Linked DNA regions of Mus musculus: region 2 is linked to region 1. Evidence: chromatin loops called from intact Hi-C (ENCODE). Cell type or tissue: gastrocnemius. All regions are shown on one strand.

Evidence for each region. Hi-C counts contacts between places; a loop is a spot of excess contacts. Peaks named below come from ENCODE experiments on the same cell type or tissue, not always from the same donor. Only the 100,000 strongest peaks of a DNase experiment are listed, where the experiment ranks them.
Region 2: a loop joins it to region 1, with 3 times the contacts of the local background. A loop is called at or near these places in 1 of 42 quality-filtered maps.

The regions. Positions count from the first base shown.
Region 1 is chr9:110,966,789-110,971,788 of GRCm38, forward strand. Lrrc2 (leucine rich repeat containing 2) reads left to right here. Exons shown (of 9, transcript NM_028838.2): 6 at 3,226-3,371. Among named protein-coding and RNA genes, the nearest start is that of Lrrc2, 18 kb to the left of the region's middle. In gastrocnemius, a CTCF peak has its summit at 1,930 (motif pointing left); no DNase peak of the experiment used is centred here.
Region 2 is chr9:111,257,726-111,262,725 of GRCm38, forward strand. Mlh1 (mutL homolog 1) reads right to left here. Exons shown (of 19, transcript NM_026810.2): 4 at 3,754-3,827; 5 at 764-836. Among named protein-coding and RNA genes, the nearest start is that of Mlh1, 11 kb to the right of the region's middle. In gastrocnemius, no CTCF peak of the experiment used is centred here; a DNase peak (open chromatin) is centred at 3,090.

The DNA.
Region 1 (5,000 bases):
AGTCACAGCAGAGAATTTACATAAAGACAGATGACAGACAGACAGACAAACAGACAGACAGAAAAATAAGACAGAATTGAAATTGCAGAGACAAACCTCTATTATATATTTACATATACATTATAATTTTATTTTGAGATAGAGTATTACTATGTAGTCCTGGCTGGCCTGAAACTTGCTGTGTATACTGGGATTAAAGGTGTGCATCACCATGCCCAACTATATTATATTTACAATCAATTAATTTTTCAACAGAATCACCCATATAGTTCAGTAGAGAAAGGACAACCAGTTCAATAAAGGTTCTTGGGAAAATTAAAACCCCACCATCTATCCATCCCCAGATTTCATCCTTTAAAACCTCTTTAGGTTGGAGAGTTTCTTTGGCCTGCCTTTCAGCTCTCTGATTTTTTTCTTCTGCTATTTTGAATCTGATATTAAACTCTTATAATGGATCTTTGTCTCTGTCTGTCTTTCTCTCTTTCTCTTTCTGTTTCTCTGTTTCTCTCTGTCTCTAAGAGACAAGGTCTTCCTGTGTATCCCAGCCTGGCCTCAAACAACCAGTTTCTTTTTGCCTTAGCTTCCTGAGACTGGATTTTTAGGTTAGTTGTTTTAGTCTCTAACTCTTTCTCTTTCTCTCTCTCTCTCTCTCTCTCTCTCTCTCTCTTTCTTTCTTTCTTCCATAATCATCCCATCAAACACCAATAAGAAAATGTCCCCCTGGCTGATCTTATGGAGGCATTTTCTCAACTGAAGTTCTCTCCTTTCATCTAATGACCCTGGGATTTGTAGGCAAATAGAACTGTCAGTTTCAGTGTGCTTTATAAATGTTTTGCTTTGCCACTGATGAAAGTAACTAATGGGAAATCTCTCTCTCTTTTTTTTCTTAAGGTTTATTTATTTTATTTTATGTGAGTACACTGTAGCTGTCTTTAGACACACCAGAAGAGGGCATCAGATCCCTTTATAGATGGTTGTGAGCTACCATGTGGTTGCTGAAAACTGAACTCAGGACCTCTGGAAAAGCAGTCAGTGCTCTTAACCGCTGAGCCATCTCCAGCCAGAAATGCCTCTTATATTCATGGAATTTCCTTCTTTGTTGGATGTTGCAGTTGAGAGATGGATCAGCAGTTAAGAATGCTTGTTGCTCACGCAGACAATCTGAGTTCACAATGCCTTAACTCTAGTTCCTGGTAATCAGATGCCCTCTTCTGCAGTCAGCACTCGCACACACACACTATTCACTTAAAAAAAAAAAAACCCAAGCATGTTATTATTATTATTTTTGATACATTAACAGCCCCTCTTAGTTATGGTTTCTATTGCTGTGATGAGATACTATGACTATAGCAACTCTTTTTTTCTTTTGTTTTTTCGAGACAGGGTTTCTCTGTGTAGCCTTGGCTGTCCCGGAACTCACTCTGTAGACCAGGCTGGCCTTGAACTCAGAAATCTGCCTGCCTCTGCCTCCCAAGTGCTGGGATTAAAGGCATGCGCCACCACTGCCCAGCTTAGATTTCTTTATGACATTATTTGTTTTGTGTGCCTCTGTGTGTGGGTGCTTGTGGAAATCAGAGGACAACTCTTGGTAGTTGGTTTTCTTTTCATAGTCTAGGCCCTGGGGATCAAACTCATATCATCAGGCTTGACTGCAAACACTCTTATCCACTGAGCCATCTTGGTGGCCTGCAAATGTGCTTTGAGAGATTACTCTAATTTTATTCATGGACTCTTCAAATAAGTAAATTAAAAAAGAAAAAGCTCGGGGCTGGAGAGATGGCTCAGCGGTTAAGAGCACTGACTGCTCTTCTGAGGTCCAGAGTTCAAATCCCAGCAACCACATGGTGGCTCACAACCATCCGTAATGAGATCTGGCGCCCTCTTCTGGGGCGTCTGAGGACAGCAACAGTGTACTTACATATAATAAATAAATAAATAAATAAATAAATCTTTAAAAAAAAAAAAGAAAAAGCTCTTATGTTTCATAGTAGCTACCAAATATTCATAACAATTCCAGTTATGCAACATCTGTTCAACTTCATTCAAGATTCACAGATTTTCACTGAGGTAAAATATATCTATCTCTCCATGTGTTTGAGTTGGCATCTTGCAAACAAGACCTCTGGATAGAAAACCACAACAACAGAACCCAACCTGCTCAGCCCCTGAGGCCAGACATGATCAAGGAATCCTTATCATTATCACCTGGCCTTTGCACATGTGGGTTTCCTCAAGACTTGTCAAAGCCTGATGCAATTCTCATCACACCATCATACTCTGTAAGACTTGATCTTTCTAGTTGGCCATGGTGGCACACGCCTTTAATCCCAGCAGAGGCAATGGGGAGTTCGAGGCCAACCTGCTCTGCATAGTGAGATCTGGGACAGCCAAGGTTTTGTAGTGAGACGCTATCTCAATCAATCAATCAATCAATCAATCAATCAAACAACCAACAGCAGCAGCAGCAAGGAGAGACTTGAACTCTCTGTCTTTTGTGACTTTGTGCATGCTACTTCCCACCTGGGAGACCCAGTTCCAGTTTTCTGTCCTCCGTGAAATCCTTCATTTCCTGAAAGTTGAGACTCGTCAATTCTTACTCCCCGAGTTTGTAGCTTTGCTTATTTGTAAGAAATTTCAGCTCCCCGAGGGCAGCCATAGTGTGCTGCTTACTTCTGTATCCCATCAGGAAGTACAATGGGTGCTTTACAGTAGGTGCTCTGGAACGTATAGTGGCTCTGGTCTGTGATACATATATACTCATGGATGCTTCTGAGACAGAAACGTTGTTCTAAACATTATTAGTTGAACTTCATTCTTGTCTTCACACGGTATATACATGTCCTGATGCCGTGATAAAGCATCTGATGAGAGCAGCTCGTGGAGGGAGGGCTTTACGTTGGCTCACACCTCGAGGGTACCACCCATCATGTCGGGAAGCTGTGGTAGCAGGAGCTTGAGGTAGTCACTACCACTGCGTAGTCAAACTGAGAGTGATGGGTGCTGATGCTCGCTTGCAGCCTAGGACCCCAGCCCAGGGAATGAGGCAGCCCAGCCACAGTTAAGGGGGGGGGGGTCTTCCAATCACCATTAACTCAATCTACCCAGTCCCTCCATCCTAGACGTGCCCAGAGACTGGTTTCCATGGTGATTCTAAATCCTGTCAAGTTACCAACCAGGGTTAACTGTCACAGAGGGTAATTAAAATGTTCTTGTATTCTTTTCTAGTTAAGTAATTTGAAGCAAGTTACATTTGTGGATATCTCTGCGAACAAGTTCTCCAGCGTTCCTATCTGTGTCCTGCGGATGTGTCGTCTGCAGTGGCTGGATATCAGCAGCAACAATCTGAGTGACCTGCCACAAGATATAGACAGGTAGCTACTTGCATTCGAAGGTGAGGTATATGAATTGATTACTAACACACTGAGATCCTTAGCACTTACATATGCTAGCACAGAAATATTCTTTGAAATCAACTAATTTTCCAGAGTTTGTTTCTAGGAAACGATAGAGTAAGGCAGTTTCCATTGTGTATCACACATATGTGCATGTATGCATTTGAACACATCTTCATTGTCTGGGCAAATTTGACTTGTTTCAGTCATCTATCTTTCTATCTATCTATCTATCTATCTATCTATCTATCTATCTATCTATCTATCTTGTTATTAGACGCGTTCTCACGACCGGCCAGGAAGAACACCACAGACCAGAATCTTCTGCGGCAAAGCTTTATTCTTACATCTTCAGGAGCCAGGGTGCAGGAAGCAAGAGAGCAAGAAGCAAGAGAGAGAGAAAAGCAAGAGAGAGAGAAAAGCAAGAGAGCGAGAAAAGCAAGAGAGCGAGAAAAGCAAGAGAGAGAAAAAACGAAACCCCGTCCCTCTTAAGGAGCATTCTCCTTCGCCTCGGACGTGTCACTCCCTGATTGGCTGCAGCCCATCGGCCGAGTTGACGTCACGGGGAAGGCAGAGCACAAGTAGTCATAAGATACCCTTGGCACATGCGCAGATTATTTGTTTACCACTTAGAACACAGCTGTCAGCGCCATCTTGTAACGGCGAATGTGGGCGCGGCTCCCAACATCTCCCCCTTTTTCTTTTAATAAGAGCAAATAGGCCACCCATATTAATGAGAGTGGAGATAGAGGTCAAATCCCCAGTGTGTAGGTAAAGGAGCCATGTACAGGATTAGCTCTTAGGCTCACAGGCTTTTACCCAGAGCAACCCTGACCTGCTCCCGTGTCGTTTTGCCTGGGGGAAGGGAACTAGGACACTGAACCTTCATGAAAGATGACATGTCTCCCTAGAATAGGCTCATATATGCCGCAGAGCCTTTCCATTGCAGTGCTTAGCCTTGCAACTCTCTCGGGCTGCTGAAGCACACTCACTCTATCCCGTGCAATGAGTCTAGCCTCATGGGATATAAGAGCTGAGTGGCCAGCGACCTATTGCCTAAGCATAGATAACCATATATCAGGGGGAGCTCCATGTTCTAGTCCTGCAAGCGCCTGGGCAATAACCACCTTGTCTCTCCTAGTTTGGGCCTTAAGCTTACAGACCAATCAAAGAAGCAACACTAATCCACAGCAAAGTGTATCTCCAAATAATATTAATCCCACCCATTTTTTAAAGAAAGAAAATGCTGAGGAGATCCAATTGGGTAATCCTTTGGTCAGCGACAGGTCCAAGCGCGTGGAGTTGACCTGAAGTCTCAATTTCCGAAGGATCTGTTCAAATTCAGCCATCCAATTCTGTAACATATACTGAAAAAGACTTTTTGACAAATTAGCTGCCCTAGTAAATTTAACATACTGAATGGAAATAACACACAATCCCGGAAACTTTTGTTCACATCCCTGCTGAGTTATTTGTCATAATACATCTAGTTGTATCTGGACAAGATCTATGAGTTGATTAACCAGCATGAGACCTCTCTGTATCTTGACATTAGCTGAGGCCTGTTCATCTATGACTGTAGTCACTGAGGCTGACAAAGTGCTAATG
Region 2 (5,000 bases), 290 kb after region 1:
TGCTCAAGAGAGTAGACAATTTTGTAAGATATGAATGTAACTCTGCAAACAATTATTCTATTACACAGAATCACTTTTCAAACTCAGGACAATCATAACACTCTGGAGATAATTTTGAGTTCTCAATAATCACACTTTGCATGCAGCTAAGGCTCCCTCTGGCCAACACTGTGAAGCACAGGTTTGTTCTGCCTCCTGCCTGCCTATCACACCAGGACTTGGAGAGGTCCGTGGAAAGCCTTCGAGATGTGCTACAGCTGGGGTCAGGGGTAAAGGACCAGACATGAAGCACCGTGAGGTGCCTGATGGAATCTCCGGCTGGAAAGACACTGGGATGCTCTGATGAGGCCGCATGATGGGCTTCCTCTGGACTAACAACACTGGCACGACCCACCCATGACCCTCTGGGGCAGATGGCTAGGCATTCTTTGTTCTACTGGAGACATTAGAAAACTACAATTCTGAGCTGTTAAGTGACTTGCCCATGGACACACAAGCGCTGAAGTACCAGACTGGGACTCCGACATGTCTTCTGGAGTCAACCGTAACTTTTTTCCCACTGATTTCTACCATCCCAGCCCCCTATAGACAAGAAGGTGGGCAGGCCGCCATGCCATAAAACCCAATGATCATTTATCTTGGGACTTCTATTAAAAGTCAAAATTTCTTTGATTTTTATACTAGAAACTCAGAGCGCATCTCAGTTTTACTTCAGCATCCTAAGCTGTTTGTCAGCAGTTTTACCCCCGTGTCCCATCCTCACCGTGATCAGGGTGCCCTGGTTGCCTGCACAGGGTTTAGGAGGGGCTTGCAGCTTTCCATCTGAGTAACTTGCTCTAGTCAGAAAACAGAAGATTATTAGTATCTAACAAGATGCTTATCCAAAGCATAAAAATAAAAGTCACAGTACAGGCCTAGTGGCCTATGTCTGCAACCCCAACATTATAAATGCTTTACAAGTTCCTAAGCTGCAGAAAACATAAATACATTAATATGTCACATTTTAAAAAGGACAAACTTGCCGGGCAGTGGTGGCACACGCCTTTAATCCCAGCACTTGGGAGGCAGAGGCAGGCGGATTTCTGAGTTCGAGGCCAGCCTGGTCTACAGAGTGAGTTCCAGGACAGCCAGGGCTACACAGAGAAACCCTGTCTCAGAAAACCAAAAAAAAAAAAAAAAAGAAAAGGGGGGACACACTTCATTATTTAAAAAAAGCTTGCAAGTAATAAGCTAAAAACATCATACACCAAAAATTAACCAGGCCCAAAGTCAATACAACTCAATGAACTAGGCATTGAGAAATTAATCTGTGGGGCTTCACATTAAATTTTACATCTTCAGTATGGAATATATTTTATGCACTTATCCATGAGAGAACCAGTAAAACAATGAACTTTCTAGTCTCTTTCATAATTGTGTCTGTTACCAGGATTCTGTCCATATTTCCACACTTCAAAAATGAAAATTATATCAATCATACATTATAACACAGCCATATTATATACTGTTAATTAGATTTTATTTTAAAGCCCTATTACAACAAATCTTGCCTGAGCTATTAAATTCTGAGTTACTAACCAACAGCTTTGCCATTGCTTAAGGTAGCTATAAATTCCACCACCATTTGCCTGCTAAGGTCCTGGTAATAAAGAAAGGCCTTAGCCAGCAGCAGTAGGGTAACCTGTAACCCCAGCCTTAGCCAGCAGCAGTGGGGTAAACTGTAACCCCAGCCTTAGCCAGAAGCAGTAGGGTAACCTGTAACCCCAGCCTTAGCCAGCAGCAGTAGGGTAACCTGTAACCCCAGCTCTCTGGAGGCAAAAGGAGGAACTCATTGCAAGTTCCAGGCAGCCAGAGCTTTCTGTCTCAAAAACAAAACAAAGCTCAATATCCCACGGAAAAATAGCTCCTGATCAGCCCCAGGGACAGTCTTTTATTCAATGTAGATTAATGTGTTAAGGGATCTAGTAAGACCCTTTAGCCTGGGTAGGTGACTGTGGAGGTGGTAGCATCAGTGAAAAGAACAAAACTCATCCAAGCTTTAAAGAGAAATAGTTTCAGGTGAATAGAAAAAATCCTCGTAAGTCAGAGAGCAAGGAGCTTTGGAACACGCGGCACTTTGGTAATATGTGGAGAGAAGGGCTGAAAAGTGTGTCAGGACATTTGGAAGTGTCTTAGTGTTACTATTATTGTAACAAAACACCAGGACCAAAGCAATTTGGGGAGAAGCGGGCTTATTTGGCTTATACTTCCACACCAAGTCGGGACAGGATCTCAAGCAGGATGGAAACCTGGAGGCAGGAGCTGATGCTGAGGCCATGGAGGGCGCTGCTCCCATGCTTGCTCAGCTTGCTTTCTTATAGAACCCAGCCAGGGATGGCGCCACCCACAATGGGCTGGGCACCTCACCCATTAATCACTGATTAAGAAAATGTCTTACAGCCAGATCTTAGGGAAGCATTTTTTAAATTAAGGTTCCCTCTTCTTAAATGATTTTAGCATGTCATAAAACTATCCAGCACAGGAAGGCATCGGGTGACAAGATGAAACAAACCTTTGAATTTTATCCTGCCACAGAAGGGAGTCAGTCACTAGAAGCCCCAGGTGTGGCATAACAAAAAACAAAAACAAAAACAACCAAAAAACCCAACAAAACACAGATGTCTTGAAACAGGACTCCCAGCTCAGGCTACCTACAAAACACTTAACTCACAATTGTCCCTCTGGTTTTTACTCAATCAGACCACCCAGAATTCACACCCCAAATCAAGACCCCTAACCCAGCACTGCTCACTCTGAAGCACTCTCTCTTCTGTTACAGCACACATTAGTCTTCAGGAGACTGAGGGCACAGAATTGTCCTGATTTAATTTACAGACAACCTGCAGGCTTTTCTTTCTTTCTGCATTCATTAGGGATGACTAAAGGTTTCAGCCAGTGCAAGCCAGTGCTTACAGAAACAAAAGCATGACTGTGATTTCTTGAATCCCATGTTTGTTCTGTCTCAGGACCATTTCCAAGCCTCTGGAAACTGCCAGCACAACACCAGGCAGCAGCTATTTCCTGGAAAGCAAGCCAGCTCACACAGGCCCAAGGAGAAGAGTGCCAGAAGCTCGGGAGCCAGCACACCAGCCAGAGACCTGTAATCAGCCCAAAGTGCTGCCCCTCACCAAAGGGCAAAGGGCAGAAATAACATGAGCAACTACTGTGTGCTTAAAATCCTAAGTGCAATGGATACCTTCCTGGGTACTTGTAATGTGTTACAACTCATCTTTTAGGAAGCCATCCAGTGGGGCTGGAGATGGCTCAGCTGTTAAAAGCACTGGCTATTCTTCCAGCAGATCATTCCAGCAGATCAAAGAGGCCAAAGAGAGAAGGAACAGGAAATGAGAATATCTCATTACCTAGAAACTTCCAGAGAACCTGTATTCTATTCCCAGGACCTACATGTTGTGCTCACAGTTTGCAATCATATGTAACTCCTGTCCCAGTAGAGCCCATACCTTCTTCAGGCCTCTCAGGGTACCAGCCATACACATGGTACACAGACGTGAATGCAGTCAAAATAGCCATACACATAAAATATGCTAATTTAAATCTTAAAAAGAAGCCATGAGGTAAGAGAGTTCCACCTCATGATCATCCCTGTGGATGAGTATTTTATCCATAGGAATGGAAGGAAAATCAGTATCCTAGCGGGGGTCAAGGGGAGTAACACATATGTTTAGGGTGGACACAGAAGTCATTATCACATACCTGTACGCACATTTCCCATCAGCTGTTTTGGTTGTAATAGTGACATGGGCCACATGGCTTATGCTTGCCAATGCCTAGGGAGGAAGGGAACCAGATGAAAGAAAACTTCACTGTTGCTTCATCAAGGCAAAGGTTATCGAACTTGCCTCTTCCAACCTATATTAACGTGGCAACAATGAGCAATCTGATGCTGTTTAAGAAAGAGATAAAATCTAATCCACAAGGTAATCATTAGAATAAGGGAAAGCATATGTTAAAAGGAGTCACACCAAACTTCCTCTGTTGACAGTAACTGTATAGTTCATGCTGCTACCACAGGGACTGTGCCGGGCAGTTTTCATTACCATAGCACACGAGATGATCAACTTATAGTCAACAGGCTTCTATTAGCTCGTGGTTTTAGATGACCCACTTAATGATCAATAGTTGCTGATGCTTTTGGTCCTGTGTTGAAGAAACTCATTGTGGTGTGAAGTTCATGGAGACCAAAGCCACTCACACTTCACATTCAGAGGCCAAAGAGAACAAGAAGGGGTTCACTGTTCCCTTAAAGGGCACATCTTATAACCTGGATACCATCTACTAGGTCCTACACTTATCTTAAATAATTTTCTAATAACAACCAACCATGGACGAAGCTTTCAGTGCATGGGCCTCTAGAGAGTATTACAGACTTAAAGGGTAATATATTCTCAGTGATATATCTGCCAAGGAATTAAAAAATGTGCCTTCAGAAAAAAACAACGGGATCTCTCAAAACAGCTTCATAGAAACAATTATATTTTTTAAAATATGAATTTAAAATTGCTCCAGGGTCTGTGCAACATCATCTGAACACCAGAGGCAGCTTCAGCTCACTGAATGAAGCATGGCTCTGCCCGGGTGGCTGAGGCAAGAGGATCACTGGAACCTTGGAGTTTGAGATCAGCAGAGCAGCTCAGTCCCATCTCAAAAACACAGGAACTAGAAAGGAGCATGCTTCAGACTCAGAGATTACTTGGTCAGAGCCGCACTTTCCTGGCTCATATAATCTATCCTTCTCTCTTTCTCTTTGTAGCCAGGCTGGACTCGCTATGTAGATCTGGCTGGTTTCAAACTTTAGATCCTCCTGTCTCAGCCTCTCAAGTACTGGGATCATAGGCATATACCATTGCATCTAGCTTGGCTTTTATAATTTTCAACATTTAAGAAAGTGGGTATGGTAGTGCAGACCCTTACTCCCAGTAGTTTGGAGGTAAAGGCAGGAA